2 separate regions of the Mus musculus genome follow, and region 2 is linked to region 1. The links are chromatin loops, found by intact Hi-C in ENCODE. Cell type or tissue: heart. All regions are shown on one strand. Links, peaks and the distances in the headings refer to the core of each region. The heading gives the core; the rest is flanking DNA.

Evidence for each region. Hi-C counts contacts between places; a loop is a spot of excess contacts. Peaks named below come from ENCODE experiments on the same cell type or tissue, not always from the same donor. Only the 100,000 strongest peaks of a DNase experiment are listed, where the experiment ranks them.
Region 2: a loop joins it to region 1, with 2.7 times the contacts of the local background. A loop is called at or near these places in 9 of 42 quality-filtered maps.

The regions. Positions count from the first base shown.
Region 1 is chr3:88,081,552-88,097,669 of GRCm38, forward strand. It overlaps Iqgap3 (IQ motif containing GTPase activating protein 3), which reads left to right and starts at 500. Exons shown (of 38, transcript NM_001033484.1): 1 at 500-541; 2 at 2,380-2,467; 3 at 4,599-4,755; 4 at 5,727-5,804; 5 at 7,343-7,419; 6 at 8,110-8,177; 7 at 8,266-8,379; 8 at 8,587-8,765; 9 at 9,185-9,263; 10 at 9,920-10,083; 11 at 10,861-10,948; 12 at 13,033-13,196; 13 at 15,351-15,508. The coding sequence starts at 505. In heart, for the core only: no CTCF peak of the experiment used is centred there; no DNase peak of the experiment used is centred there.
Region 2 is chr3:88,151,642-88,167,759 of GRCm38, forward strand. Mef2d (myocyte enhancer factor 2D) reads left to right here. Exons shown (of 12, transcript NM_001310587.1): 2 at 4,037-4,221; 3 at 4,681-4,884; 4 at 6,393-6,530; 5 at 7,481-7,691; 6 at 7,895-7,951; 7 at 9,550-9,740; 8 at 10,140-10,160; 9 at 11,317-11,446; 10 at 15,874-16,093. The coding sequence starts at 4,168. Among named protein-coding and RNA genes, the nearest start is that of Mef2d, 17 kb to the left of the region's middle. In heart, for the core only: a CTCF peak has its summit at 6,480 (motif pointing left); DNase peaks (open chromatin) are centred at 6,450, 7,550 and 10,780; H3K27ac peaks cover 915 bases.

The DNA.
Region 1 (16,118 bases), core at 2,729-10,728:
CCTCCTTTCCCTTCCCACACCCTTTTAATTAATCTGTTTTTCTGTCCTGCTCAAGATCAGCTGAAGCCTTCACTAGGAAGGTCTCTGCCTCCACTGCAGTGGATCTTTCCCTCTGTGCGGCATAGACCTCCAAGCTTTTGACTGTGCTATCTGTTGTTGCTGTAACAGCACTAGTCTAGAACATGTATATCCCTGCATTTGTCATCTAGTTCAGAGTAAAACACCAAATAGCACACAGGGAGGCCCAGGAATTCTATAGGAAGTAGGACAGGTTAGTGAAAGGAAGGGCAGCTGCAAGGACTATTTGTTAAAAAGCCAGATGAGCAGCGGGGCCTTAGAGAAAGCAAATCAAGAAACTGACCTAAGCTAGCTCACGATCTCTAAGAGGAACTACAAAACCCAGGGTTCCCTGCGGCACGAACGGGAAGCGTCCCATCCCGGCGTGACCGCAGTGAGGGGTGGTGTCCCAGCGGCGGGAGATTCAAAACTGGCAGGAGAAGGAACATGGAGCCGTGCGCGGCAGGCCGAGCTCGGACAGCCTGTGAGTGCGGGAAGGATCTGAGGGTGGAGCGGGGTGCTGCTGGCGGGGCTTGGTTTTCGCGGGATTGGCTGCCCGGAGCACTGCTCCCCCGGGAATTCGCCGAAGTGTGCTCCAGGTAACTGAGCTGCAAACCCTTCAAAGGGCGCACTCCCTTTTTCCCAGTTTCTGGGGCTCCAGGGTGGAGGAGTCTAGATGATCTAAATGGCCCCTTAAAACTCAGCAGTTACTGTATTTGCCAAAAAGTGCCACGGGACGGGATTCCGCATTGAGACGCTGCCTCCCAAATGACTTGACGCCTGATCACCTGGACGCTTTTTTAAAATGCAGAACCCGGAGGGCCGGTTTGGCAGCGCACTCCAGTAATTCCAACAGTTGCAAAGTGGAGGCCGAAGGTCAAAAGTTCATGGTCATTGTTAGCTACATAGTATAGAGAGGACAGCCTGGGCTACCTGAAACATGGTAACTCGGGCTGAGAAAAACTCGGGTTGGTGGGGAGGGTGGAAAGGATTCCACCTGACCATCTGAATGAAAAACAATGTCCATCCACCTCATGAAGGAACGGAAGCTCCAGGAAACCTGTTTGTTTGTTTGTTTGTTTGTTTTTGAGACACTCTGGTATGTGGGCGTGTGTGCAGGCAGGAGGCTAGCGCCTCCCTTGCTCAAGGCCCCTCCCATTCCACCTCGCTGAGTTCCCAATTCATAACTCTGAGGTGATGTCACTCACTTACTGGTTTATTTTCCATGCTTCAACAACCAACTCTTGTTCCTTTGTAAACTCCCTCAGAGCAATCAGGGGATTTTTCTGCTGTTGGCCAGCACTTTCAAATCTGTATTTGGAAGCGTGTGTCTGTTGAACTGCCAATTCAAATAAGCCCAGCCCTTCCTGAAGTCATACTGCAGGATATCCAAGATGAGGAAATGGGATAAGGAATAAAAATGACTGGAGTGCCCAGTCAAAGACAGAGAGACCATGCTGTCTCTTGCGTATTCTCTGAGCTCGGTTGTTCGTTGCTCCTGTGCGCAGCTGTCCCGTGTTTATGTTTATAGTGTGTTCCCCATGAAAAACATAGAGAGGTAGTAAGACTGTGGCTAAGGCAAAATAGGAGTACTCCGTAGCCCAGAAAGGTCTGGCATGAATGAATGACTGCGCTAATGGTTGATGATGTCAGCCATGCTCCCAAGGATGACAGTGAAGGGGGTTCATGAGAAAGATGGGAAGATGACTGGCTGCATAGGAGACAAGGAAATGTCTCTGGTACAGAAGGCTGCAGGATGCTCCCTGATAATGGGTACACTGGGAAGAACTGGGGCACGGAGAGGGTTTCTGTGCTCTGAGGGGACTGCTGAGGGAATATGTTCAGAGCTGAGGTCCCTGTCTTGGTTTTTGGTTTTTTTATGATCCATTTTTATTTATTTTTTATTTTTTGGTTTTTCGAGACAGGGTTTCTCTGTGTAGTCCTGGAACTCACTCTGTAGACCAGGCTGGCCTCAAATTCTTGTCTCTGAAGATTTTTTTTTCTTTCTTTTTTTGTTGAGACAGGGTTTCACTGTATAGCCCTGGCTGTCCTGGAACTCACTCTGTAGACCAGGCTGGCCTTGAACTCAGAAATCCGCCTGCCTCTGCCTCCCGAGTGCTGGGATTATGGACATGCACCACCACTGCCCAAGATCCATTTTTATTTATGTGCACGTGTCTGTGTGAATATACACCTTGTGTGTATGGGTGCCCACAGAAGCCAGAAGTGGGCATTGGTAGTTGTGAGCTGCCCAGCCCAGCGTGGGTGCTGGGTTTCCTATCTAACGCTGCATTCCTTGCCTTGTCTCCCCTCACGATTTAGATGAGCGCCTCACAGCTGAGGAAATGGATGAGCAGAGGCGACAGAATGTCGCCTATCAGTACCTCTGCCGGCTGGAGGAAGCCAAGCGGTAAGCAGGGTCCACTTCTCCTACCTGATTCCAGTCACCTGTCCCCAGAGCAAATGCAAACAGACAAGGGGCTGTGCTGCTGGAAAGGGCAAGTTAAAATAGTTTTGTCTAGCCATGCATGAGACCACACCCCTGTAGTCTCAGTGCTTAGGAGGTAAGAGGATTAAAAAAAAAAAAAAATCAAGGTCAGCCCAAAGGAGGTGGCTCAGTAAAGTGCCACTACTGGGGAGGCAGAGGCAGGCAGATCTCTGAGTTCAAAGCCAGCCTGGTCTACAGAGGTCCCTGACAGCCAGGGCTACACAGAGAAACTCTGTCTCAGAAAGAAGAAAAAAAAAAAAAGCGAAAAAGAAAACAAAACAAAGTCTTGATTAGTTTCAGGCTCAATAGAAGACGCCATATTTTCCTTAGACAAGGTCTCTCACTGAACCTGGAGCTAGGCTGCTGGGGTCACCAGTACTTGTGGCTATGCCTGGGGTTTTATGTGGGTGCAGGGCTTTGAGCTCAGGCCCCCATGCCTGTGTGGCTAGCACTCTGACCTGTTGAGTCATTTTCCACTCCCTTTTTATTTCCTTAAAAAAATTTGTTTTTAAAATTTAACTTAATGTATATGATTGTTTTGCCTATATGTTTGTCTGTGTACCGTGTGCATGTCTGGTGCCCTTGGAGGCCAGAGGGGTTATCAGATCCACTGGAACTAGAGTTACAGATGCGTGAGCCGCCATTCAGATGCTGGAATCAGAATTGGAACCTTTTACCTCTGAGCCATCTCTCCAGCGCCACCCCCCCTTTTTTTTTCTTAGCCAATAGTCTCTGTTAATGTTTTCCAAAAAGAAGATAGGATGAAGCAGATAGGAAATCAGATGTCTAGCAAGGACAGCTCGAAATAAGATCTGCTTGGCTCCCTTTGGAAACATACTATCTGTAGACCTCAATATCTGGAGAGTCTGTTTAGGGAGTCACTGTGCCTGACTTGTATAACCTCCAGCAGTAAAATGCATTTATATTCAAAGTGTGCTCAGACTGATAGCTCCCTGATCCTGGCAGCTGCCCACTGAAGACCGGTGATGCTGGCCTCATTTCTACAGAATGCAGTGGAGTCTCAGAGGTGAACTGAGGAAATCATTTCATCAGACATGAGCTTTCTGTACCTAAGTTCTCAGAACCATAAACAATGAGAGAAATGGCAGAGCCCATTTGGTTTGAGTCAGGTGTGTAGCCAGACAAAGTGAGAGGTTACCTTACACATCAGGGTAAGAGTCTGGCTATACCTCCATGAAGTCAGGCTGTAGTGACAGTTTTAGAATTTTGGGTTTTTTGGTTTGGTCTTGTTTTTTTGAGACAGGATTTTTTTGGTGTAATCAACCCTGGCTGTCCTGGACTTGCTTTGTAGACCAGACTGGCCTGGAATTCATTGGGATCCCTCTGCCTCTGCCTCCTCTGCCTCTGCTGGGATTAAAGGCATGTCCCACCATGCTCAGCTGTTTTCTATAAAAATACAGACATATTGTAAGACTGTGCTTTCATTTTATCCCAGGTGGGGGGGGGGGTGTGTGTGTGTGTGTGTGCGTGCGTGCGTGCGCGCGCGGGGGGGGGGGGGGGGTGTGCTTTGACTGCCCACAACAGCTGACTATGATTTGCCTCCTGCTCTAGCAGAGGCGTGGTTTCAACAGCTGCATATAGTTTCTGCCATTGCGTGTTGTTTGGAATTCTGGGACCTTTTCAGAGAGTGAGGGCTTTAAGAGGCATTGGTGATGGTTGTTCATGGGGGTTGGTTGTAGTTTGTTAATAGCCATAGTTAAAAAGAAATTAGATTAAGAGATCTCTCTCCCCCACCCCCCCATCAAACTGGGAGGGGGAGGGGGAGAAAGGGTGAAAAAAAGAAGAACATGTAAAGTAGCAAAGACCAGCTACAGCAGGCAGGTATGGGAGCCACCCAGGGAGGCTTTCCAAGGTGAATGAGGGAAAGGGTTGGCCTATTCAGGCCTCTGTGGCAGCCTGGGGAAATTGGGGATCAGCAAGCCAATAGGGTAGGGAAGGGATGGAGTGTCAGGTCAAAAGGGATGGGCAGATCCTGCAGGCGCAAGGACCTGTGTGGCCTGCCAGTGGGTAAGACATGCTCTCCTGTTCATAGTTGGATGGAGGTGTGCTTGAAGGAGGAGCTTCCTTCCCCTGTGGAGCTGGAGGAGAGCCTCCGGAATGGAGTGCTACTGGCCAAGCTGGGCCACTGTTTTGCACCCTCTGTGGTCCCCCTGAAGAAGATCTACGACGTGGAGCAGCTACGCTACCAGGTGGACACAGTGTGATCTATCCCCTTACCATCTCTCCCCCACCAAGATGCCCCTTTTCACAGCTATAAGGGTATGGGACCACGTCATTTAAGGGTCCATATATGAGCTGGCCGTGACATGCATGCTTTCATCCCAGCACTTGGGAGGCTGAGACAGGCGGATCTCTGTAGTTTGAGGCTGAGGCCAGCCTGGTCTACAAAACATGTCCCAAGACAGCAGGGGCTGGCTACACTAAGAAGCCCTGTCTCAAAAAAACAACAACAAAAAAGTCCATATACAGTCATTTTTGAGGATGAAAAGAAGTATAAATAATTGTATGTGGTTAGTATCTATTCACTAGCATCTCTCTGCCATGTGGGTGCTCCCCTAACAGCATGGAGCCCTGCTGCCTGGGCCATAAGGTGCCCTGAGGTACAAATGGCTGGAGGTTTTTCTAATTACACTGCACACTCCGAGGCTCGTGGGCTTTGCCACCCTGAAGGGTCTTGCTTGTCTCTTCTTGTCTCTCTTTTTATTTTTAGACTTGTTTATTTATTATATGTAAGTACACTGTAGCTATCTTCAGACACACCAGAAGAAGGTGTCAGATCTCATTATGGATGGTTGTGAGCCACCATGTGGTTGCTGGGATTTGAACTCAGGACCTTCGGAAGAGCAGTCAGCGCTCTTAACCGCTGAGCCATCTCTCCAGCCCCAAGTCTCTTCTTCATGCTCTAACCAGCTCGAGCCTCTTGTCCTGAGCCAGCTTGGAAGCCTTACTGCACTGCCCTCTCTGTCCCTGCCTCCCCACTGTCCAGCCCGATCACCATTTCTGGTGGTTTCCACTATTTTTCTGTTCCATGGGGCAGAGAATCCACAGGGTAGCATCCGTTGGATCCTCTTATCCTTCCTCCCCACTTAAGCTGGCATCTGGGCTCCTCCCATAGGGAGTCCTGAGACCGGTAAAACATTCCCTCTTTCCTCCCTTTCAGGCGACTGGCTTGCATTTCCGGCACACGGACAACATCAACTTTTGGCTCTCTGCGGTAGCCCACATCGGTCTGCCTTCGGTAAGACTCCATGTGATCTAAGAGAAAGTTCCTCGGGGGACTCTGGGCCTTTGAACTAGGTTGTTAGGTCTCTGCTGTCACCTCCCTATTAATGAAAGGAGGGAAGGTCTCCTGGACTGAGGCTCATCAGTACTGTCACGTGGCGCCCCTGTGTAGTGTAGATGGGGCTACACAGAGAAACCCTGTCTCGAAAAACCAAAAAAAAAAAAAAAAGTGAAAGGGCAGCTGGAGAGATGGCTTGAAGGTTAAGTGCCCTTACTGTATCTACAGAGGATCTGGGTTCAATTCCCCAATAGCCACTTGGTTCATAACCATCTGGAACTCCAGTTCCAGGGACCCCTATTCCCTCTTCTACTCTTATAGGCACCAGGCAGGCATGTGGTACACTTGAATACATATAAGCAAGACACTTTTACATATTTTAAAAAAAAATTAAAAAAAAAAGATTTATTTATTTTATGTATGAGTGTTCTACCTGCATGTACACCTACATGCCAGAAGAGGGCACCAGACTGCATCACAGATGGCTGTGAGCCACCATGTGGTTGCTGGGAATTGAACTCTGGAAGAGTGGCCAGTGTTCTTAACAACCAAGTCATCTCTCTAGCCCCATTTTTTTTATTTTTATTTATTTTTATTTTTTAAGAGAGACATTTTAGGAGACAGAAGCAGTGGTGGGCGTATGCTGTGTTGGTGTAAGTGGGACAGCTCTCTAGCTTTGGTCCCTTGTTAAGCTGACTATAACATAGGATGTACTAAGCTTATGTTTCGTTTCTTTCTCTCTCTCTTTTTAATAATAATGTTTTATGATCGATTGATTTATTTTTACTTTTATGTATATTGGTTTTCTGCCTACATATGTGTCTCTGTGAGGGTGTCAGATCCCTGGAACTGGAGTTACAGAGAGTTGTGAGCTGCCACGTAGGTGCTGGGAATTGAACCTGGGTCCTTTGGTTGAACCTCTTCCTTTGGAAGAGCAGCAAGTGCTCTTAACCACTGAGCCATCTCTCCAGCCCCAGGTTTCATTTCTTAGAGGTTTTTGCAGATCAGAGGCCCTTGGCTTGAAAAACAGCGTGGCATGCTTGGTGCCTTTGTGGGTCATAGCAATGCATGCCTTGTTCAGCCCTGCCTAAGCGCACGGCCCAGAGTACATTATCTATGTGGTGAAAATCTCCGGTCAAGGACCAGACTCACTCGGGCTGAGTGCCTGGGACCTGATTTCCCTACAGGAGACTATAGCCTGCATCCTGTAGCTCCAGAGGTCCCATCTAGTGGTCAGCTGACCCTGAACACTCTGTGACTATGTAACTGGCTGCGTCTTGGCTTACTTAGTAAGCCTTTTTGACATCTGACTAAATGGGAATGGTTATAGGAACTGACTTAGAAGCCTGGGTTGCAGGCACTCCCAGCTCTGGTTGGAGAGGGATGCATTGTTCAACATGATCCTCCCTCCCTAGGCCAGCTTGGAAGCTGTATTGCACAGCCCTCCTTGGTGCCGCTCTTCCCAATGTGCAGCAATTGTCTGGTTTCTCCTCTAGATCTTCCTCCCAGAGACCACAGACATCTATGACAAAAAGAACATGCCTCGGGTGATCTACTGCATTCACGCTCTCAGGTGAGACAGCCTGACTTGTCAGCCAGGCTCCTCTACCTGGATCAGCCAAGAGCAATCAATGCTGTAGAAAGGAGGGAGGGCGATAGCCGACTGAGCAGTTTTGGGTATTTACGTTCATAAGCGTGCTCGTGAGCACGTGTGTGTGTGTGTGTGTGTGTGTGTGTGTGTGTGTGTGCCTTGCAAATGAAGGAACAGCAGGATGAAGCCATGACTTGGACGTGAATGAGTCAGAACAAGGGCCCATCAGGAGCAGCTCGTGCAAGCCACTTAGTGCCAGCATGGGAGGCTACTTGGTTCTATTCACAGGCAGGCATTACAGTTGGCCGAATCATAGAATGGGCCTGGCCAGATCCCGGGTCCTCAGTGTCACCTCTTCACGCCCTCTCTTCCCGGACCCTTCTTTGCCTCCATTTCTGGCCTCTGTGGCTGTGTTTGCTGTAATCTTCCTCTTGTCTCCACTGTGACTTCCGCTGCAGCGTGCCCTCTGTGGAGCTGCCACAGCTATAGAGACTTGTATGGTATTTTATTCCTTCTGTGGCTCTTGGCTGGCTATTCCCATGCACTGGAGTGACTGGAGGGCAACTGCTAAGTGCTCTCCACCTCTGGGTCTCCATCGTCATTTTACACACCTGTGGTCAAGGTGTGGAGGTTAGTACATCCCAATGTCCTAATACCTTCTGTCCTTCCCAGTCTCTTCCTCTTCCGGCTGGGATTGGCTCCACAGATCCATGACCTGTATGGGAAAGTGAAATTCACAGGTAAGCCAGCTCCTTTCCTTTGTCCATAGACTAAGCAGGGGCTTGGGGGTTCTAGGCCTAATGAAGAGCATCCCTGGCGTCATTGCAGCTGAGGAACTCGGCAACATCGCCTCTGAACTGGCCAAATATGGCCTCCAGTTACCGGCCTTCAGCAAGATCGGGGGCATCCTGGCCAATGAGTTTTCAGCCGATGAGGCTGCAGGTAGGGCTGGACTCTGCCCCTGGGTAGGATGTGGGAGCATGGGGCAGCATGGAGGGGAGGGGGCGCCACTGCAAGCTTCATAGCCCTTGGGAGGGATCTGGCACCTCATCCACAGGCAAGGGGGTCAAGCTCCCTGGTGCTTCGGCCAACTGTGCTCTGGTCTGGGTCCCTTCTGGCTTCTTGACCTTGCTGTGTTACCCCTCCAAGTCCATGCAGCTATTCTGGCCATCAATGATGCCGTGGAGCGAGGGGTGGTAGAGGACACTCTGGTCACCTTGCAGAATCCCAATGCTCTCCTGGGGAATCTTCGAGAACCTCTGGCAGCTGTCTACCAAGAGCTGCTGGCCCTAGCCAAGATGGAGAAGGCGGCCAATGCCAGGAATCATGTAAGGAGAAACCTTGGGTTATAGGGGCCAGGAAGTTGAGAGGCCTAGGGAGTCTCAAGCGGGAACTAGGACTGTGCTTTGTCCTGCCTCGGGGGACCGTTGAGAAGGAGCAGAGGAGCTGGAGGGTGATCTCTGTGAGGGAGCAGGCTGGAGGGATGAGCCTCAGGCAGCTGAAGTGGGTCTGGAAGGAAACATGAGCCCTGAGGCCAGACTGCAGAGTCTACAGGCCGACTGGCTTAATTGTTGGTGTCTGGGGGTAGACCCCACGTTCTCCTCAGTCCTCAGCAGGCTGGTCTTGGCCTGGCTGGCTGTCAGTCTGCAGAAATGACAAGGATAGGGAGGAAGAGATTGTGCTGTCACCCCCCCACCCCACCCCCGCACCTCCCCATCTCAAGTCTCTCTCCATCTCGCTTTTGCAGGACGATGGTCAGGAGCAGGACATCTATGAATCCTGCCTCACCCAGGCAGAGATCCAGGGCCACATCAACCTCGCCAACGGTAACAGATGACTGGGAGAGCCTGGGATGCTCTACACAGCCTCATGGCCTTATGTGAGCCAGAGCCTGCCCTAGGGAAAGATCAGAGGCCAGGGACGCTGTGTCCTGCTCTCTGGCCTCAGCAGAGAGGTTCTTACCAGAGAGATCCTGTGGGGATGGAGAGCTATTAAGACAGAGGCTAATGGGCAAGGCTTTCAGCTCCCGGGCCTGGGGGTGGATATTGAATTCAGGTCCTTCAGTAATAATAATACCACGTACCTGTGATCCCAGCAGTCAGGAGGCCAAGCAGGAAGATTCAGAGTTCAAGACCTCACAGGGCCATATTGTGGGACTTTCTCAAAAGCACAGGAAAGAGGGAAGAAAGCAAAGAAGGAAGGATGCGGGTCGATGGGGTAGAGAAGGCAGCGGGCAGAGGAGCAACCTGAAGGCTCCACTCGTTTGTCTGATCGGATCAGAGTGTTCTCGGGGGGTCTGGGACAGTTAGACAGGAGGGCTGTGAAGAGCAAGAGGAAGATAGAGGCTGGCCCACATGGCCCTCTGTGTTAGAGGTCAAGGACAGAAACGACTTTTAGGAGGTCGGAAGAAGGTACATTTCCAGGAGTGGCTGGGGTGCATAGGGGTAAGCTGCCACACGCTTGGAGATGTTCTGTCTTTCAGTCCAGGGGGCACTGGAAGTTGTTGACGACGCTCTGGAGAGGCAGAACCCTGGGGCCTTGCTTGAGGCCCTTCACGATCCTGTCCTGGCCCTACAAGGGGTGAGAGGAACCTTTGCTGACTGGTACCTGGAACAGCTGACTTCAGACCGAGAGCAGAAATCACAGGTCCGCTCTGGCCAGCACCTGTCTCCCCCTAGGGTGGGAAATGGCCTCTTACGTGCATGTCATCGCTGACTCCATATCTAAATGACTGAGTCACTGCGCAAAGCCTTGTGGACCAGGCGGGCTGTCTGGGTCTATTTAGAGTCCCTCAGAGGGAGATGGAAGGACCAGGCCAGTCCATTAGGTAACCATATGCTTCCCATTGCTGAATTGGGATCTTGATTTATCAATTTTATTTCCAATGCTGTGACCCCTCTCCCACATTTTTTTTTCGTGTATATATGTCCAGGGTATGGGTGTATGTCTATAGTTGTGTGCCCACGAGGGAGGGCCAATGTGTGAGCATGTGTATAGGGGGCTCCAAAGTTGGTGTCAGGAGTCATCCCCAGGCACTCCTCCACCTTATTCACTGAGGCAGGTTCTCGTAACTGAACCCAGAGCTCACCAGTCTGCCTAGTGTTGCTAGGCAGCTCGATCCGGGAGACTTGCCTCTTGCATTTGAGGCTACAATTACAGGCAAGGTTTCTAAGGGTTCTGGAGATTCAGACCCCAGGCCTCTTACTTCTGTGGTAAGCACTTTAGCCTGGAAGCCGACTCTCCAGCTCTTAATGCTTTGGTGTTATTTTAGATGTATGCGGGGTTAAGAATCAATTAGAGTGCTAGAGATAGGTAGGCCAGGTCCTCCTACCTGAAGGGAGAGGCGGGACTGAGGCCTGGCAGGTCCCAATATTCATTCATGACCTGGGAACTCTCTTTTCCTGCACCTCTGCCCTCTTGCAGGAGCTGGGCCTGGTGAGACTTCTAGAAAAGGAGGAGATCCAGGCTGGTGTGGCTGTAGCCAATGAGAAGGGGGATGAAGAGCAAACTAGTAAGTCATCTCCGGGTGGGGGCTGCTGGCCCTTGCCAATGTGTCTTGGCCCTTTACTGGCATATGTATTGGACAACGCAAACTCCCAAAATCCAGCTCCAAGCCCGACAAGGAACTTTACCCTTCATGCCCTCTGTCCTCTGCACCCCCTGGAGGGACACGTCGAAGGGAAGATCATGACATCTTGTTGTCAATCAGGACTAGGCTCCTTCTGGGGACTTGGCTTCTAATTCTGTTTATGCCTGTTTATATTTCTTTGGCTTCTAAAATGTGATTTCTCAGGTAAGGATTTCCAATTCAGGGTCCTGTGAGCTCACTTCATTCCTGAGCACCAGGGGTGATCTTGGCGCAGATCTCTCAGTAGTACAGCTCTCTGTTCTTGGTTAGGTTCTGTTTTTGTTTTTTGAGATAAGATCAGATCTTACTGTGTAGCTCATGCTGGCCTGGAGCACAAGTGACACTGTTAGCTTAGTGCTCCCGTTACACCTCCCGAGTGCTCCCGTTACAGGTGTGAGCCACCACTCCCAACCTGCTCATCTACTCTTTTTTTTTTTTTTTTTAAGATTTATTTGGGGGGTGGGGTGGCGGCGCATGTCTTTAATCCCAGCACTTGGGAGGTAGAGGCAGGAGGATCTCTGAGTTTGAAGACAAGCAAAGGCAACACAGAGATACCCCGTGGAGGGTGGGGGTGGTAAGAGGATGTATTTGCTTTTATATATTTATGTCTATAAGTGATTTGCTTGCATATATGTCTGCACACTGTATGCCTGCAGTACCCATGGAGACCAGAAGATGCTATCAGATCCCTGGAACTGAAGTTACAGATGGCTACGAGCCACCATGTGGGTGCTAGGAACTGAATCCTCGCCTCTACAAGAGCATCAAGTGTTCTGGGCTGTTGAGCCGTCTCTCCAGCCCTGGCTCCTTCACTCTTTTTTTTGTTTTTTTGCTTTTTTTTGTTTTTGTTTTTGTTTTTTGAGACAGGGTTTCTCTGTGTAGCCCTGGCTGTCCTGGCACTCACTCTGTAGACCAGGCTGGCCTGGAACTCAGAAATCCGCCTGCCTCTGCCTCCCAAGTGCTGGGATTAAAGGTGTGTGCCACCACCACCCGGCAGGCTCCTTAACTCTTTATCCCACACTTTGGGGTTTTTTTTCTTTTCATTTTTTGTCTGTTTATTAGTCATGTTTTTGCAGACAGGATTGTTTCTCTGTATAGCCCTGGCTGTCCTAGAACTAAGCCTGTAGACCAGGCTGGCCTTGAACTCACAGAGATCCTGTCTCCCAAGTGCTGGTATGAAAAGTGTGCACCACCACTGCCTGGTCTCCCTTGTTCTTCCTTGATTCCTTCTCAGTCCCTGGCCTCTGGGCCTCATTTCCCCCACATTTCACCTGTCAGAAGCCGGTGAAACATCTCCAACGCTGTCTCCAAGGCGTCAGTAAAGTCATTTGCTTGCTCTCAGTCAGAATCCTTCCTCATCAACACGGCCATAGCACTGGGATGGAGCTGCTTCTAGAACTGTGTCCTTTCATATCCTTATTCCTCCTCCCAAGGGTGCGTGCTCCTTGGAGCCAGTGTCCATTTCTGCTGGTATTTGACTGGCCCCAGAGTGGATAAACTCTAACCACACTGTGTGCCATGGTTGCTCTTAGCCTCCTCCACCTGCTGTGGTGTAAATGGAGCTAAAATGGAGCTGGCTCTTTATTCCTCTCACTGTCACTAGGGTTTGGTCCCTAGAGCCCCTTGACTCACTTCATCTTAGTTCTGCGCCATTGCCACCTGTCAATCTTGTTCTCGCTGCCTTAGGAACTTGCCTCTGCTGTGACAGCCACTTTCTGCTGCCTTCTGAGCTATGTACGCAGCTCCTGGGCCTACCACGCTGCCTTACACAGAGCCTCTCATTTAAAGTGCCCCATCCCCCTTTCCTGCAGAACATTTAGGAATGCATTTTGAATCTAGTAGAATGGCTTTCTAGAAGCGTCACAAAGCCATTTCCCTTAGAGGTCCCAGCAGAGCCTGGTTGGTAAGGACAGCCGAGATAACGGGACCACTCAGCCTGTGTGGCTTCTTGCTGTCCTCCTCTGCAGTGCTCCAGGCTGTGTGGAGGATCAACAAAGCCATCCGGAGGGGAGTGGCTGCTGACACCGTGAAGGAGCTCATGTGCCCTGAAGCCCAGCTGCCCCGAGTCTACCCCTTTGCCTCTGCTTTTTACCAGCAAGAGCTGGCTCTCCTCCAGAAGCAGCAACAGGGGGTAAGCTCTGGGGGGTCCCAGGCAGCTGCTGGGATAGCTGGTCCTTGGATGGCCAGAAATCAGGATGTTAGGAATGATAGAAATCATGGCAGCCAGAGCTGCTGCACACACTGTGCCAGCAACAGCCCTACTAGGTGAGCGCTGGTTTCCTGCTTCAGGAGCTCAGGGGGCTCAGCTGATTGGTAGGATGTGCTTTAACCACTAGGCTGCCCCACCTAACTCCTGTCCACACAGCTCTCTGATAGTGAGGCATGAGCTCTCCTTAGAGTCATCCCTGTCGGCTGCAGGAGTTAGAGTGCTCCCAGGGGGTCAGGCAGAGGCAGAGAGAAAGTGATGGAGGCTGAATAATGTAGGTTTTACAGCAAGGACCAGGAAAATAGAGCAAGCAGTGCTAGAGGAAGTCTGGGAAGGCACCTGGAAGAGACTGCACAGTGACTCCCTCCATAGAACATTTACTGTGGACACGACCTGCACACAGCACTCATCTTCAGCAAGGGCATGGTGACAGCAGCCGTGGGACAGAAACACAAGAGTTGACAGCAGAGCGCTGAGGGCTATGGACCTGAGAGTTTAAGTATGACTTGTGACACTGGCAGTCCGCTTACTTTCTCTGCTTCTCCGTTTCTTCATAAATGGTAGCAATCTCATAGGATTGCCCCAAGGACTCCGTGAGTTAGTGTGTGTGCCTAGAGAAGCACCTAGCCAAGTCTCAGCAGTCGTTATTGTCCTTTGCAGCTCTCCTTGTTGAATACAGGTAGAGTGCGCCAGACAAAGGAGGCAGCCTAAGGGGTGTTTGAAGAGAAGAGGGTTGGGAAATAGAGCCAGGGCCTCATGGTGTGTAGCATAGCATGAGATAGCCACTTGGTCTTCTCTGCCTAGGACCTTGTGCAGTTCTGTTTGTCTATCTGACTCTTCCCCCTAGCCCCATCTCATCCTTTTTGGCTTTTTCAGACATCATCTCACATAGCTCATGCTGGCCTCGAACTTGTTAACTTTGTTATATAGATGAGGATGGCCTCAAACTCCTGATTTTCCTGCCTCTGCCTCCTGAATATGGGACCACAGGCACTCACCCCCACAAGTACCTTAATGTAGTTCTTGATGGGACATGGGGACCAGAAGGCTGCTGGCAGAAGTCACATTTTGAGTGTGGGCTCTGTAGCTCCATTTAAGATATGTTCGTTGGGGCTGGTGAGATGGCTCAGCAGTTAAGAGCACCGACTGCTCTTTCAAAGGTCCTGAGTTCAAATCCCAGCAACCACGTGGTGACTCATAACCATTCGGAACGAAATCTGATGCTCTCTTCTGGAGTGTCTGAAGACAGCTACAGTGTACTCACATATGATAAATAAATAAATATTTAAAAAATGTTCGTAGCGATAGGCTTGGCTAGGGAAGGGATATTAATGATACCTACCTCATTTGGCTTGTTATGGAAAGTAAGATGATACTGTGTGTGATGTCTTCATGATCATGTTCACAGTAAACATCCCCAGGTATAGAGTATAAATGTTGGTGAGTGAATGCATCCTTGGTGTTGAGCAAGAGTACTGTGGGTGGATGAATGTGGCCCAGGTGTTGAGCATAAGTACTGTGGGTGGATGAATGTGGCCCAGGTGCAGACCAGGTGTAGCCCAGGTGTTGAGCAAGAGTACTGTGGGTGGATGAATGTGGCCCAGGTGCAGACCAGGTGTAGCCCAGGTGTTGAGCATAAGTACTGTGGGTGGATGAATATGGCCCAGGTGCACACCAGGTGTAGCCCAGGTGTTGAGCATAAGTACTGTGGGTAGATGGAAGTGGTTCAGGTGTGGCCCAGGTACAGTCCAGGTGTTGAGTATGAATGGTGGTGTAAAGTGAATGGAGCCAGGGATGTAGAGTTGGCCCAGTGGTTAAGAGCACTGACTGCTCTTCCAGAGGTCCTGAGTTCAATTCCCAGCAACTACATGGTGGCTTACAACCATCTGTAAGGGAATCCAATACCCTCATCTGGTGTGTCTGAAGACAGCTACAGTGTACTCAGATACATAAAATAAATAAAATCTTTTTTAAAAAATAAATAAATAAAAAAGAAGTGAATGAAGCCCCTGGCCCTTGGGAATGGAACAGGGAAGGGGCAACAGTCCACCAACTTCCCTCACGTCTCTTCCTCTACAGGAGCTGGGCCAGGAGGAGCTCTTTGTGGCTGTGGAGATGCTGTCAGCCGTGGTTCTGATTAACCGTGCTCTGGAAGCTGGAGATGTCTGTGCCTTTTGGGACAATCTAGTGAATCCCGCAACTGGCCTAGCCCAGGTAGAAGAAGAAAATGCCCAACGGTGAGTGAGAAAGTTTGACCCACATGTCAGAAGTGAAGGGATAGCATGAAGATGCTCACACCGGGCAGACGGTGGACAGTTCTGCTCGAAGTTGCCCCTCCTGGGTTTCTTCCCCAGTTGGGGAGCACAAGATCATCCCCCTTCATTTCCATTTTTTTTCAGAGCAAATGTTTGAGTGCCTACACACTGCCAGGTGCCACTCTAGGTGTTGAAAACAGTGACTGAAACCAAGCATATGCATATGCAGGACTTATAACTGGATGGACACAGCTACTGGATGGGCCAAACAAAACGGGACAGAGTGGGTGTGGAACAGTTTTTTAGCCACAAAATGTAGTTATAGATGGCTTTTAGGTCATGTGGAGGACAAGGAGCCAGAGTTAGTCCCATGATCCTCTTCAGGACAGGACTGTCCTAGGTGCACTCATAGAACATCAGGAAGGGCTTGGAAGCAGCTCAATGGTAGAAGGCTTGCTTTGCATGCCTGAGGCTCTGAGTTTAACCTCCCAGCGTTGCAAAAATAAAAACAAAGACTACCAAGAAGCCAGAGTAGTGAGAAGCTAAACAGAGTGAGGCAGGGAAGGAGTGGGCTAGCAGGAACCAGCCTGTG
Region 2 (16,118 bases), core at 3,406-11,405, 71 kb after region 1:
TCAGAAAAGAGGGGCTGGCTAGGTTAGGTGGGAGCACAGCCTGCATCTGGAGAGCAGACGCCCCGGCCTCTGGCTCCTGGCAGTTAGTTAGGTTGTTGAGCAGAAGACTAATTAGGCAGATCCAGGTGTTCATTAGAACTTCCTGATAAGACTGGGCAAGTTTGGGCAGGACAGCTCCATACCTTGAATGGGGTCAGTTTGGGGTACTTTGTGACCATCTCAGCCCAAACACCATTCTTCCAGGACGAAGATTGAGTTCATATTCTTGTCCCAGGGCTTCCAAAGAACCTGAAGCAATGTGGAACATACAGCAGAGGGCACTGAGCCTGCTTTGTAAGAGAGTTTATGGTTAGCTAGGAGGAAGGACTGGCCAAGGCAGGATCTGTCCTCTGGCAGGGTAGTCCTGGCAGAGGAAGAGAGTGAGTGAGAGAGACCCTGGGAGGCATGGGGTTATAAATGGCTGAGCTAGTATAGAGCAAGTCAGGGTTGTTGAGGCTTGGCCTCTTAGACAGACAGGTTCCGTCTGATAAAGGATGCTCACTAGGTCTCTCTGGCTTCCTTGCCTTCTCAGCCATGATCTCTCTCATATCCTAGCTCCCCCAGCATGCGGCAGGGATGGGGGGGCAGTGTAGGAGATCAGCCAGGGAGCTGGTTGCCAGGCGACAGTTGCCTAAGCAACCCCATCCTCTCCATCTCCATGTGCTCAGGGCTGCTCCTTAGAAGACTTAGAGTCTCACCCTTTGCACCAGCCAGCTGAGTGTAGGGAGGGATGAGGGTGAGGGTGGCAGGGTTGGTTGGAGAGTTGGTGATGTCTGAACCAATAGGCTTTGAGGGCAGCTGGTAGAAGGTTCTAATTCCACAGAGGACAGTGAGAATAGCAGGGCAGACAGAGATTAGACTGCAGGAAGGACTTCTACAGGCTCATAATATTTTCTTTGTATAGGTATTTCCTGAGCTTTTTCTACAGGCATAGCATAGTAAAAAGACAGATTCAGTTCCTGCTTCATGAATCTCTAACCTTGGGGAACCGGGCTCATAGGAGAAGCACAATTGATAATGCTAGAAAGATTGTTGGGTTAGATTTTTGGAAAACTGTGAAAACACTGGGACAGCTCACTAGGAGATGGCACTGGCCATAAGCAGGAGAGAGGTTCTGTCATCAAGAAACTGTTCATGGTCTGGGTGGTGGTAGTGCACACCTCAGCACTTGGGAGGCAGAGGCAGGCCTGTGAACTCTTGTGAATTCAAGGCTAGCCTGGTCTACAAAGTGATTTCCAGGACTTGGGAGGCAGAGGCAGGCCTGTGAACTCTTGTGAATTCAAGGCTAGCCTGGTCTGCAAAGTGATTTCCAGGACAACCAGGATTACACAGAGAAACTCTGTCTCAAAAAACAAAGAAAAATAAACAAAAAGAATCTGTTCATGGTCTGAAGGTGGAGAGCAGGAAACAAGAAAGGGATAAGAAGGAAGACAGCTACCTAGCCAGTGGGGAGTCAGAGCACCCCGCATTGTGGGTCTAGATTGGAGTTCCGAGGCTGAGCCAGAGAGACCCACCTAAAAAAGGCCAATTTACCGTAGCCCTTTCCCCATTGTGCCTTCCCAGCTCCCCAGCCCAAGGAGGGCAGTTGTGGGTAGCTCTGAGAGTTATAGTAAAGCCTGGAGGTTCTGGATGGAGCCCCTACAGTAGATTGGGCAGGGATTTGGGTCACAGACCTGGAGAGAGACCAGATTTGGGCCACACAGAGCTCTAGGCTGCCACTGCTGGTCTGGGATGTGGGGAGTGACCAGAGGAAGGCCAGGGACTATGGAACTCCTCAGATATCAGAGCAAGAGGAGAGGTGCTGGTTCCCTCTTTTGGTGACCTTCTATACATGCAGACAAATTACCCTTCCTTTAGGGCAAGGGAGCCGAGATGCTCTCTCTGGATGCTTAGAGTGGAAGCTAGACAAGCGTGAGGGGCAGTCCTGCAATCTGTGATGATCTTAAGCAAGCCTAGACCTCCCCTTCCCCATCCTATATAGTCAGGTAACCAGTGAACTAACTACTTCACTTACTCTGTAACCTTTAGGCCTTGTGGAATGAGCTAGAAAGGCAGAGGTTCCACTCAGCAGCCACTGGTACTCAGCTATTGCTGAGGAACCTCTTACCTCCTTGCCTGTGTGTCTGTTCACCATGTATGTGCAGCATCTGTGGAGGCCAGAAGATGACGTCAGACCCCCTGGAACTGGAGTTACAGATAGTTGTAACCCTCCAAATGGATGCTAGGAACTGAACCCAGGTCCTCTACAAGACTAGCAAGGGCTCTTAATTAAATGCTAAGCCAGTTCTTCAGTTTCCTCAGTATACCCTCTTTGTGTATCTCTCCCCTCTCCATCCATCCATCCATCCATCCATTTATTTATTTATTTATTTATTTATTTATTTATTTATATTGATTTTTTTTTTTAGATTTATTTATTTATTATATGTAAGTACACTGTAGCTGTCCTCAGATACTCCAGAAGAGGGCATCAGATTGCATTAAGGATGGTTGTGAGCCACCATGTGGTTGCTGGGATTTGAACTCTGGACCTTCGGAAGAGCAGTCGGGTGCTCTTACCCACTGAGCCATCTCACCAGCCCCATCCATTTATTTATTTATTTATTTATTTATTTATTTATTTAGGTTTGTTTTGTCAAGGCTGGGGTCTCACTATGTAGACCAGGTTGGCTTCAAGTCACTGATGCCTGCTTCTGCCTCTCAAGCATTGGGATTAAAGACTTTAGCTACCACACCCACCTACTCTCCCATTGTCTTTGTCAGTTAGGCTGCCTGCTTGTAGCAGAGCTTAAACAGTGCAAAAGAATTTACAGCCTGCAGCGCTGACTCTCTTGCCTTTTACAGAAACTCTTACCTGAATCAGAGTAACTCCAAAGTGGAGCATTTACCTAGGGAATGTGAAACTTTAGCTTCCACTCTTGGCATCGCAGTAATCAGAGAAAAAAGCCAGACTTTGTGATATAGGCCTGTGACCATAGCTTATCAGTGGGTGGGGGCAAGAGGATCATAAACCAGCCTGGGAAACTTAACAAAACCTTAGCTCAAGAAATAAAAATGGGGCCGGGCGTGGTAGCGCACACCTTTAATCCCAGCACTCGAGAGGCAGAGGCAGGCGGATTTCTGAGTTCAAGGCCAGCCTGGTCTAAAAGTGAGTTCCAGGACAGCCAGGGCTACACAGAGAAACCCCGTCTTGAAAAAAACAAACAAAAAAAAAAGAAATAAAAATGGGGGTTGAGGATGCAGCTAGGCAGAGCACCTTCCCAGTGTAAGACTACTGGGTTCAGTCCCCAGTGTAAGGTGTTCTGGAAAAGACATTTGCTGCCCTCTGGCCCAAAAGTAGCTTGTCTGTCTAAGCAGCAGAACACCCTTCAAACAGAACTGTACTTGGGCTGAGCAAATGAAGCACACTCATGTACACAAGCTCTGACTAGGGGGTGCACGCTATAACTCCAGCCTCCACTGACCCCAGATTCTGAGTCCATGTAAGTAAGGACTGTGGTGACAACCTGGACTGGGACGCCACTCACCCTTACAGGCATCGAGCATCCTCTCTCTGCCTGCTGCCTGCAGTCTGGGAAGGCGTTAGCTCAATATGTTCTCACTTAGGAGCCTCCACTAGTCCAGGTTGTGTGGTGGGTAGGAGGTCGGCAGCGTACAACAATACAGTGCATAATACAGCCCAACAAGCTCTATAGAGAACAGGTGTGGGTGCTCTCCAAGAAGCAGACCTTCAGAGCCCCGTATCTTCTGTGTGACCTAAAGCCCAAGTACAGCAGTGACTTGGGGAATCAACCTAGACTAAGCCCTGGTCCCAGTGGGAACCCAACTTGTATCTGGTATGGGGAAGGGGGACATTTCCTCTATAGCCAATATTGTTGCAATTTGGGGATGGGGCAGAGCTGCCACCAGTCTCTCACAGGCTGTGATGAATTTGGCCTACATCCTAAACCAGGCTGGGAGGTTGGGTGTCTAACAGTCCTCTTATGACCCCTCCCAGGAGGCTGTGCATAGGTGTTCTGCAGACCATGAACTGATCACTAGTCCCCAGACATTCATGAGCACAGTGTGAGGCTCCTGATCACCACCCAGCAGCCCCTTCCTCTCTGGCACTAAGGACCCCCGGAGAAGATGGGGAGGAAAAAGATTCAGATCCAGCGAATCACTGATGAACGGAACCGCCAGGTGAGGAGGTCCCAGAGCCCTTGTGGTAGGTGAGCAAGGACAGAGAGCCAGCTCTGTCACCCATGACCAGTTCTAAAAGAGAGTTTTCTTGGCAACCCAGAGCCTCATGGGAGGTTCCAATAGAGAGTGGGTCTAAGCAGAGAGAGGAGCACTTAGAGAGAGGTGTACCTTCTTAGCTCACTGGCCTGAGATGGGCCAGGGCTCCACACCATTGCCATACCTCCAGCTTCCTCATCTCAGCAAGAATTCTCCCCCTCCTCAACTGGGAGGTGTGCTGCTCTCCTCAGCCCACTGCACACACAGACGTGTGGCCTCCTTTCTTGTCTGAGGCTGGCTCTGGTGCTATTTTGTTCCTTTCTAGACCATGGATTTCCATCAACCGTGGCTAGGGTAGGTAGAGGCTATGTCTACGGGCAGGGGGACTCTTATCAGACCTGGCCACACGATGCTCTCCTGCAGGTGACCTTCACCAAGCGGAAGTTTGGACTGATGAAGAAGGCCTACGAGCTGAGTGTGCTGTGCGACTGCGAGATCGCGCTCATCATCTTCAACCACTCCAACAAGCTGTTCCAGTATGCCAGCACCGACATGGACAAGGTGCTGCTCAAGTACACCGAGTACAACGAGCCACACGAGAGCCGCACCAATGCTGACATCATCGAGGTGCGCGCCTGTGCCCACCTCTGCCCATGCGTAAACCCATCTCTTCTCCTGAACCCAGGGTCCAAGGAAGGAGGGGCCTGACAGCAAAGGCATGAGACATACAGCCACACCAGGCCTCAGCTTAATTTAGGCAGTCTGTGATCTGCCAGTCTGAGGAGGTCCTGCTGTTGTATGCTCTTTTAGTTCCTCCTTCCTTCATCCTCTGTGTTATTCTTTCTTGTGTCTCCCTCTTTGTTCCGTCTCCTTTCCGTCCTGTTCCTCTGTGGGTCTGTGTGGCTCTTTCCTCTGTTTCAGAGTCATCTGTGAAATGTTAAGGGACTGGGCTCTGGCCTTTCCTTGCCATGTGACTTTAGGCAGGTGGTCTGGCTACTCTGCAGATGGAGCAGTGCTGGCCTAAGTGTTCTTCTGTGAGCAAACAAGTCAACCCAGTTCATGCCTCTTACCCCAGGTTGCCAGTTTGGGGTACAGAGGTTAATGACACTGGCTTTCTTCCAGTGGACCTGAGTTCCATTCCCAGCACCCACATGGCAGCTCATTACTACAGTTCCAGGGGTGGGGTCCTCCTTCCTCTGACCCCCTGGGCATCAGGAATTTATGTGGTACACATATATACAGGCAAAACATACACACATGAGATAAAATATTAAAAAATTAAAACAAGCCAGGCACACACCTTTAGTCCCAGCACTCTGTGAGTTCAAGGTCAGTCTGGTCTATAGAGCAAGTACCAGAATAGCCAGGGCTACACAGAGAAACCCTGTCTTGGGGGGGAAAAATTAATTAATTAATTAATTAAAATTAAAATGAAGCAAAGGCTGGCAAAATGGCTTTAGGTAAAGGCACTTACTGCCAAGCCTGAGTTTAATTCTCAGGAACCCCATGGTGGAAAGAAGAACCAACTCCTGCAGGTTGTCCTCTCCCATATGTGCTACAGCATGTGCATGTGTGTGCATGCACTCCAGGGCAAAGCATGCTCTCAGGTAGGTAGGTAGGTAGGTAGGTAGGTAGGTAGATAGATAGATAGATAAATAGATAAATAGATAAATAGATAAATAGATAAATAGATGTGATTTGATTTTAAAAAAAGAAGGCAGGTATCTAAAGTTTTGAGTGACCGAGGGTAGCTTGGGTCTGAGATGGTAGAGAGCAAAGAGCTCAATGAGTGCGGGTCCTCTGTGCTTTCTTGTATTGTCCTTTCCTGTCTCCATTCAGTTTCTCTCATCTAAGTAGAACCTCGGGTTTGCATGGGCAGAGTCCCCACCCCCAAGCACACTCTCTAGGGAGCCGGCAGGACCTGGCTTCTCCCTAGACAGCTGTGTAGCATGCCTGCCCCAGGGAACGCTGTAGGGAGGGGAGGATGGCTCTGGGTGGGGATTGGGGGGGGAGGGGGACTAGAACATCTGGGAACCACGGGAGAGAAGGTTGGAGAAGAGTAGGGGATTTGGGGGAGGAGCTTGGAGGATGCCCGAGGGCCATCGCCGGCTGGCTGACTGAGTGTGCGGTTGCAGACCCTGAGGAAGAAGGGTTTCAACGGCTGTGACAGCCCAGAGCCGGATGGGGAGGACTCACTGGAGCAGAGCCCCCTGCTGGAGGACAAGTACCGGCGGGCCAGTGAGGAGCTGGATGGGCTCTTCAGGCGCTATGGGGTGAGCCCTCCTCACCTTTTCTCTGGCCCCCTTCCGGCCCCTCCCCCAGGCGCTGCACAAGAAGCACAGGGAGTGTGAGAGCCCCGAGGTGGACGAGGCGTTTGCCCTGACCCCCCAGACGGAAGAGAAGTATAAAAAGATAGACGAGGAGTTTGATAAGATGATGCAGAGTTATAGACTGGCCGTGAGTAGTCGCATGGAGGAGAGCCTCCTGTGCTGCATGGTGTGGCTTCACTCAGCCTTGCCCGGCCCTCGGCTGCCTCTGATGGATGTACTATGCTGAGCCATCCTTGAGCTGGTACTGACCACTGAGGAACTCCTGACCTTGGTCTTGATAACCCTCTTGTAAAGTTCTTCTTGCATAAACTAGAGAGACCTGCAGTATCCTCTCCCCAGCAGAAAGTGCAGTCTCAGGAGGGAAAGGGAGTGGAGCGAGTTCTTTGTCCCACTGTTTTGGGGGATCCCCCTTGGGGTGCTTTGGCACCCCTGCCTCAGTCATTCAGCTTTATGTAAAGGAAGCGGAACTACTAAAGGGATGGTAGAAAGGTGGGCTTGAGCTGCTCTTAACGCAGGCCAGAAGGTGGTGGCCACTTAGCGAAGCCATATCCTCAGTACTATGCGAGTTCGGGTCTGTACCCAGGGCACTAACTTGCTCCCAGTGTGTCCTGCCTGGCTGAGGACTAACCCACCTCCACTGGGGGTATCCAGTCCCACCTGCAGTGGGCAGAGCCTGCCTCTCTTGCCTTGGGTCAGAGCTGTATTGCAAAGTGCTCTTACCTTTCTGATGGGAGGTAGGCAGGACTACCAAAGGGCTGAAGGCAGGGAGCCCAAGCTTCTGGCCTTTGGAGATATAGTTCAGGAACCAAAGAACTCTGTGTCTACCCTCAGGCAAAACGGGTATGGGGGAGACACTGACCTGGTGTGACATTACCCTCCATCTTCCTGTCTAGTCATCTGTTCCGGCCCCCAACTTTGCCATGCCTGTCACAGTGCCCGTGTCCAATCAGAGCTCCATGCAGTTCAGCAATCCAAGTAGCTCTCTGGTCACTCCTTCCCTGGTGACATCATCCCTTACGGACCCACGGCTCCTGTCCCCCCAGCAGCCAGCACTACAGAGAAACAGTGTTTCTCCAGGCTTGCCCCAGCGGCCTGCTAGTGCAGGTAAGTGGGCTGGAGGGTGAGTCCCTGAGGTCAGAGTGAGCTGTGGAGGGGCTCTGGGCTTCTGTTTTCAGTGGAGGGTCTTCCCTTTGCAGCGTTTCTGTATGTGTATGACTCTTGAGGGGAAAAGGCCTAGGACTCCTCAGAGACCCCTCTTCTTGTCCTGTCCCAAGACAAAGCTCATGGTAGCTCTGCTTTTCTCCCAGGAGCCATGCTGGGTGGAGACCTCAACAGTGCTAATGGAGCCTGCCCCAGCCCCGTTGGTGAGTGTAGCTGCCTCCACAGGGTGGCTCAGACCAGGGGAGGGAAATAACAGGGCCTGAGCAGGATGCATCAGAAGATGTTAGCCTCCCACCCCATCTTGTTTGTTTGTTTTTTTTTTTTTTTTTCTTTTTTCTTGAGACAGGTCTTACTATGTAGCCTTGCTAGCCTGGAACTTGCTATATAGACTAAGATGCCCTCAAACTCATAGAATCCACCTGCCTCTACTGTCTGAGTGCTGGGATCAAAGGCATGCACCATCATACTTGGCCAGGGTCTAGCATTTTCAGATTAAAATGGGGCATCTTGTTGGGATCAGGACTTGTCTCAACAAATGGTAGGCACCCAAACACCACCGTGCACACAGGCCTCCGTGTTCCTATGGAGTCACCATACAGATGTGTACCTATAGGCATTCACACTAGAGCTATAGGAAGTAACCACCATTGCCCCTGGGCCCCAACACAGCTAGCCACTCTTGATCTGTGCTGTTGGCTAGTGACCTCCTTCTAATGTCACCATTGACGTCACCCTGTCATTCTTGCCATTCCCAGAGTGATCTTGGAGTTGGGATAGAAACAGCAACACACTTTGAGGGTAACCATGTGCTTGTAGCAGACAGAGAAAGGTGAAATTTCTCACTGTGGGGACAACTTACATTCCTGAACCTCAGGCTCTTCCAGCTCAGTCTCAGCCAAGTGCTACCTGTTTCCTGTCTGGTCATTATGGGTCCTGTGTGAGGTGGGTGGGCGTGAGGGTACTGTAGAAGTGGTTGTGCACTAGGGCCATGAGACTGTAGACTGAAGGCATACACCTTCTCTCCAGGCCTTGCTCACAGGCCCTGGAGCTCAGCGTTGGGACCTCAGTAAGATGGCCCTGGATGGTTGTGGAGAAGTCACCACAGCTCTCTCAGCTAGTGTCATGCTTCCTCTAATGTCATGTTCCCAGAACTGACAAAAAGTCCATCCCATGCACTTCACAGGGTTGATGTGAGCATGGGTGAAATACTGTGTTTAGAAGACCTGGACATGGCAGAGTGCAGAGCCAATGTAGAAGTTGTGATGCCTTTTTCCCAGGTCTAGTTATGGGAGTGACCATATCGCCAGCCCCCAGTGCCAGCAACACCTTTACCAACAGTCAGTGGCCTGTTTCCCCATGGTGGCAAGCAGCTTGCCTTGTGCTGATGGAAAACACAGAGTTCCAGTTCCTGGCAAGGAAACAGTCTAAATGGTTGCCTGGCTCTGGTGGTCACAGCCTGCCACCCTTCCCACTCGAGTCATGCATCCTGTGTGAAGCCTATGGAGGGGTCTGAGTGCCAGGCTTGGGGAAAGCATGGCTGCAGGGCTCTCTTTAAGTGCCTGGGGCTGGCAGTGGCAATGGTTGCGTGTCAGTTCTACCTCTGGTTCTATCACTGTGGCTTGGAGGCTGACTTATGTCAAGTGATTGGGAGCCAAGGCTTTAGGCAGTGACAGGCAGGCAGCATCCATGTCGAATGCTGGCATGCCTCCGAGAGCCTCCAGGTGACAGATATGCTTGTCTGGGGCAGTTGGCAGGTACAGAGGCAGGCCACCATTTTTCGTTTCTCATCTCACTTTTCCAGGGAATGGCTATGTCAGTGCCCGAGCTTCCCCTGGCCTCCTCCCTGTGGCCAATGGCAACAGCCTAAACAAAGTCATCCCTGCCAAGTCTCCGCCCCCACCCACCCACAACACCCAGCTTGGAGCCCCCAGCCGCAAGCCTGATCTGCGGGTCATCACTTCCCAGGGAGGCAAAGGGTTAATGCATCATTTGGTGAGTGTGTTTCCGGGCTTTGGCAGGGTCTGGGAGGTGGGAATAAAAGCAAGAAAATGAAGGTTAGTAGCAGGTAGGACTTCTTGAGGGCCTTTGGACCATAGCAGTGCTGACCAGAGGGCAGTAAAAATGAACAGGAGATAGGAGAAAAGGGTGTATGATGAAGATGGTAAAAGGAATTCACACTGCACCATGAGAATAAGGACTGGCAGACGATATCTGGCTGATGGAGGCCAGGATACAGCAGTTTATGGCTATCAGATAGACAGACTATCTAGATATCCTTTTGGGCCACAAAGAGCACTCTGCTCTTAGGCAAATAGGGGGACTGGGGTGGCCATATGGGAAGGGCAGGAGCCATAGCCTGAACCTTCCTTTTGGTTTTATTTCTGCTCCCAGACTGAGGACCATTTAGATCTGGTAAGTGCAGCTAAGATGTTAACAGTGTCTTTGAGTTCCAGCTTTGCCCAGTGTTATTCAGTCTGTAGCATGAGTTTATGTACCTGTCTTCTCCCTGTGTGTTTAATGTGGTTGTCAGGAGCTGTGCATAGAGCTGAGTGGGATACTAAGGTAAATGGGGTAGCGGGAAGGGCTGGACATGGCATGCATGTGTCATCTGTGTGTGCATGGATATTTATATGTTACCACACTTATTCATATATGTGTATGTGTGTGCATGTAGAAAAGAGCATGAGGCTATTCACGGCCCTTTGAGGCCCCAGCAGATACCTGAATTAAGCCCTTAGTTTCCATTGGCCTCCTGACTCCACATAGGCCCACACAACATTGGAATCCAAGACACAAGCCTAATCCTTACAAGAAAATCTAGGAAAGTCCAAGGCCAGAGGCTGTCATTAATGGAGTTGTCCTTAGCAAGGACTTCTCTGCCTGCCTGTTCACTCCCGTCCTCCTCCGAGCCCATCTCACAGGCACTTAGAGACGTGCACAGCCCCTCCTGTGCTTACACTCATCATCAGCCAGGAAAGAGGAGGGTGCTTCCTCCCCAGCTTGCTGACAGGAGGCCAGAAAGGCTGGAAAAGGCAAGCAGGCTTTGGCGGCCAACACACCGGCAGCCTCGGCCCCAGCATGGAGCTGGAATAAACAAGTGACTCAGCAGCAGATGGAGCTGACAGCCCTACACACGTGTGTGCATACATGCAATCACATGCCACCCCAGATCCCACGTTCCATTCCCAGATGCCAGTATACATCTCCTGGGACATCTGCTACTGTAATGGGTACAGAGGAGACTCTAGTGGTCTTAGCCCAAGAGAGACCACATCTCTTCCTTCTATCATTCCACCCAGGTACCAGGGCAGGGTTCACATTGAGCTCCAGGCTGCTCCCATGCCTTCCTGTCTGTTGGGTGCAGATGCAAGTGAATCTGTGTGTGCATGTTTTTCTCTGTGAGTCTTGAGGCCTTCAAACACAACAACTGTGTTAGTGAGTCTGTGGGCCTCCATGCTATGGTACCTTCCCTTGGAATTCAGGGACCTAGTTCAGATGCAGTATAGGTTGACCACCTCGAGACAGCCCTCCCATTTGCCATCTCTTGACAGACAGTTTTCTCCTACAGAACAATGCCCAGCGCCTTGGGGTCTCCCAGTCTACCCACTCGCTCACCACCCCAGTGGTTTCCGTGGCAACACCAAGTTTACTCAGCCAGGGCCTCCCCTTCTCCTCCATGCCCACTGCCTACAACACAGGTGAGTGTTGATGTAACTTGGTACTTTGTGCTCTTGTGCATAGGGCAGGGAAGTGACCAGAGATGGTCACTGGATGCTCCTTCCAATCTGAGGAAAGTCCTTCACTAATTAGTGTGGTAATTAGTAGATCAAACATAAAAACAGAATCCTGGGCTGGGGGTGGAGCTCGGTTGGTAAAGAAAGGGTTTACCTTGCAGGCATGAAGCCTTACGTTCAGTTGCTAGCACTATTTATAAGCCAGATGTGGTAGCACTTGTCTGTAATCTGAGCACCAAGGAGGTGGAGACCAGAGAACCAGAAGTTCATGGTCACCCTCAACTACACAGGGAATTAAAGTCCAGCTCAGTTACATGAGACTTTGTCTCAAAAAACAAAACAGGGGCTAAAGAGAGTGCTCAGCAGTTAGGGAAACTTGCTGCTCTTCCAGAGAGTTCACTTTCAGTTCCCAGCACCCACACAGTTACTCACAACTACTTGTAATTGATCCAAAACCCTCTTCTAGCCTCTTCCAGGCACCTGACCACATATGGCATACATACAAACATATACACATAAAAAAATTAAATCATTTTTTAAAAGTTTATAAACAGAAATAAAATTCTTGATTTGAACTTAAGACAAAACAATTTCTTTTTCAGTCTTAAATGTATCCCAAAGGCACTATTTGTGCTAAAGTGCATCCCAAAGACATACTTTTTAAAAATGCATTGTTAAGGTAAAATTCACTTTTAACCAGTGATCTTTTATTTTTAGCATAGGTTCTTGTGGAAGAGTAACTGCTGTCCAGTGTGAGGGGACGGACAGACCAGAGGTGGCTGAGCACATGACTCAGCCACACCAGGCTGATAGAGTTATGGTTTGGGGGCTGGGGAAGGGACATGGTCAATGCAGCAGAGCTTCCTAGAGGATGCAGAGTGGATTGGCTAGTTGCCTGAGCAGAGATGGCTCGGTACAGCAGTGAGTGGGAGGCAGGATAAGCCTGGGAAGGCTGGATAGGTCTAAAGGTGAGCAGTTACCTAAGGACATGGCAGAGGCCTCTGGGAAGAACTGTGGGACATAATGCAAGCTGGCATGGCTCTGTCAGCCTCTCACACCTTCCCCAGAACAGTGTGATGCCCGCAGCCATCCTTTGCTGCATTCAGGCTGCTGTGTCTGCCCAGGAAGGACTTGCTAGTGGGGAAATGTGTTGTCACCTGGTCTTGGAGCTTTTGTGTGGCAGTAAGCTCTTTCTTTCCCACTTCATTCACTGATCCTCACGCTTGAGTGACCAGTATTCAGGCCATTCTGTGGTGACAGTAAACTCCTCCACCTCTGCCAGTCCTTTGGGAGCTGAAGCATGTTAGGGTACAGATCCCACCACAGTTCCCACAGACCCCACCTTTGCCCTTTCCCAGCAGCAGGAGAGATGCTGAGGAGCAGGCAGCAGCCTACTTCACGCTTCAGCAGGGGCCAGGCTGTAGAGGACTCTGGGCAGATGTCTCTGACCCTAGTTCCTTGGCTGCCTCACAACATACCCACTCCCACGTTATTGAATCTTGAGGCTGAGGAGGGGCTGGCTGCTTCAGAAGTGGCAGCCTGAAGGCCTGGTTCAGGGCACATAGGTGGGTAAGAGGGTGATAAGCTCCCTCAGCCTGTCAACCATTCCCAAGACAAGGAGAAAAACCAACTTTCTGAGTCTAATGGGGAAGTGGGCATTGTTCGTTTAGGAATCCTACCATGGCAGCTGCCTGTGCTTTTGCCATTCAGTCTTGTGAAGTAGGAGGGAAGTTAGTTCATCTCGGCTCTCTTCGTGGCCTGCTTGTGTCTCTAGGGTGTGAAAGCAGCTTTGGCCCGAAAGCTCCAGTTGCTGTTGCTACAGGAGTAGTTGAGCAGACTTCTGTCAGCAGCAGACATTTTCGGGTACCACATCTGATGTGAGCCAAATTCCAGTAGGTGCTAGGCGATCTACTATGGTAGTATCCTGCATGAGAGGAGAAGGGCCTGGCCTTTGTGGACACTACCTTAGAGGTCTGTCTGTGATGACTACAAGAGCAGCTTAAGGAGGTAGCCGGGTGGCCTGGAGACCGACTTCTTGACCCGTAGGAAATAACCCTCCCAGTGGATAGAGCTCCAGTGCTGGGATGGGGCAGGACTAAGAGCTGGGTTCTGATTTCTCCCCTGAGGTCCTTAGGTAAAGCACTGACCTATTCTGGGCCTGATTTTCTTGTTTGTAAAATAAGCACAGAATACAGTTAGTCCCAGAGGCCACATTTTGCATTTATACTAGTTTTTAAAATGAGTAACCAGGGGGTTGGAGAGTTGGCTCAGTGGTTAAGAGCACTTCTAGGGGACCCAGGTTCACTCCCAAGCACTCACTGGTGGCTCACAACTGTTTGTAACTTTAGTTTCAGCGGGTTTGACACCCTTACACAGATGTGCATGCCAGCAAAGCACCAATGCACATAAAATAAACTATGTGTAAAAAATCTAGCGGGAGCCGGGCGGTGGTGGCGCACGCCTTTAACCCCAGCATTTGGGAGGCAGAGGCAGGTGGATTTCTGAGTTCGAGGCCAGCCTGGTCTACAGAGTGAGTTCCAGGACAGTCAGGGCTACACAGAGCAACCCTGTCTCGAAATACCAAAAAAAAAAAAAAAAAAAAAGAAAGAAAGAAAGAAAGAAATCAATCAATCAATCTAGGGGGAATAAATAAATAGAACTAGTAAACTAGAGTGAAGTTTAAAGGTGGTGGGGAAAGCTGGGCATGGTGGTGCATACCTTTAATTTCAGCACTCAAGAAGCAGAGGCAGGCAGATCTTTATGGATTCAAGGCCACTCAGGCCTACATACTGAGGTCAGCCAGGGATAGATAGTGAGACCCTGTCTCAAAACAAACAAACAAAAAAATGGAGAGGGCTGTGACACAGGTAGATCAGTGGTGGGTGCTTGCCCTGTGGTGCAGGGCTGCCTTCCACCCCTGGCACGGCAGAAATTCGATAAATAAAGGACAAGGCGTCAGGGCTTATGAGTGCTGCCAACTAACTAGCCTAGCTTTTCCTGTGAGCAGGCAGCAGGCAGCTCCTCCAACTTGAGGCTGCACTGTCTCATGTGAGCATTGGTGCTTAGTAAGTCTTGGAGTTCACCAGAAGCCTGATAGCGTTGCTGTCCTACATGGCTTTGCCATACCTGCTTCTCCTGGGGGCTGTGCTGTAGGAAGGCGTGCTGTCTCTGCTCCTGACAGTCAGCACTTGTCCAGGATCTCACAGCCTGTGACTGTGGGGAGGCTGCCAAGAGTCTGTCATGGCTTCAGCCGTAAATGTTGCAGAGGTCAAGCCATCTTCCTGCACAAACAGGGCTAGAGCAAGTGACCTTGGATTCACAATGGAACATAGGTTGGGTGACTGGACTGGACAGTACATATCTTTCTAACATGTCCTCCCACTGTGTACACATCTTTATGGCTCTTGGGGAAGGCATTTCTAAATACCTCAAACAGTACAGCACGAGGCATATTAGAGCTGTGTGACTAGCAGGTGAGGTGCTTAACAAGTCACTTGTTAACAATGCAGACATCACAGTACCTTAAGATCAGTGCCTAGACAGGAAGTACCCCATAAGTCTCCCGGAACCTAAGTCACTTGGCCCTAGCTTAGGCCCTGAATGAAGCCCTTTCTGCTTCAGGGACATGAAGACTGGATGTCGGCCCATTTCCTCTGTGTCTGTATGGGAGCTTAAGCCCATGTGGGGCCAAGGCAGAAGGGAGAGTGTTTGTGCTTCCTGGTCCCATTACCCTAGGGTTCTCAGAGCTCCCTGCTGCCTCTCCACTGCCTGAAGCTGGGCGGGTGAAGAGACTGCAGTTGGATCAATACTGGGCCCTTCTCCATTTCTTTTTTGTAACTGCCCTTATGAAAGCAATACTTATACATGATTGATTTTTTGTTTTGGTTTGGTTTTTGGTTTTTGAAGACAGGGTTTCTTTGTATAGACCTGGCTGTCCTGGAACTCACTTTGTAGACCAGACTGGCCTTGAACTCAGAAATTTGCCGCCAGCCTCTGCCACCACCGCCCAGCCATGATTGGTTTTAAAACTGATGATATCTTAAAAACCGCTTGTCCTTTTACCCTGTTAAAAAAAATATGCCGGCTGGGCAGTGGTGGCACACGCCTTTAATCCCAACACTTGGGAGGCAGAAGCAGGTGGATTTCTGAGTTCGAGGCCAGCCTGGTCTACAGAGTGAGTTCCAGGACAGCCAGGACTGCACCGAGAAACCCTGTCTAGAAAAAGCAAAAAAGAATTAAGAAAGCATGCCGTGTGATCATCAGGCTTGTCTTCTCTGTCGTTGTCATGAAGTCTTCATTCTTCACATCTGTGCTTAGACACCACTGGTCCTCCCGAAGGGGGGGGAGGTGAGGAGCTCCCCACCCAGGTCCCCCACTTTCTCTTACTACAGATTACCAGCTGCCCAGTGCAGAGCTATCCTCCTTACCAGCCTTCAGTTCACCTGCAGGGCTGGCACTAGGCAATGTCACCGCCTGGCAGCAGCCCCAGCCGCCCCAGCAGCCACAACCGCCACAACCGCCACAGTCACAGCCACAGCCACCACAGCCACAGCCACAGCAGCCACCTCAGCAACAGCCCCACTTGGTCCCCGTTTCTCTCAGCAACCTCATGTGAGTCTTTGGGAGGTTTTCCATG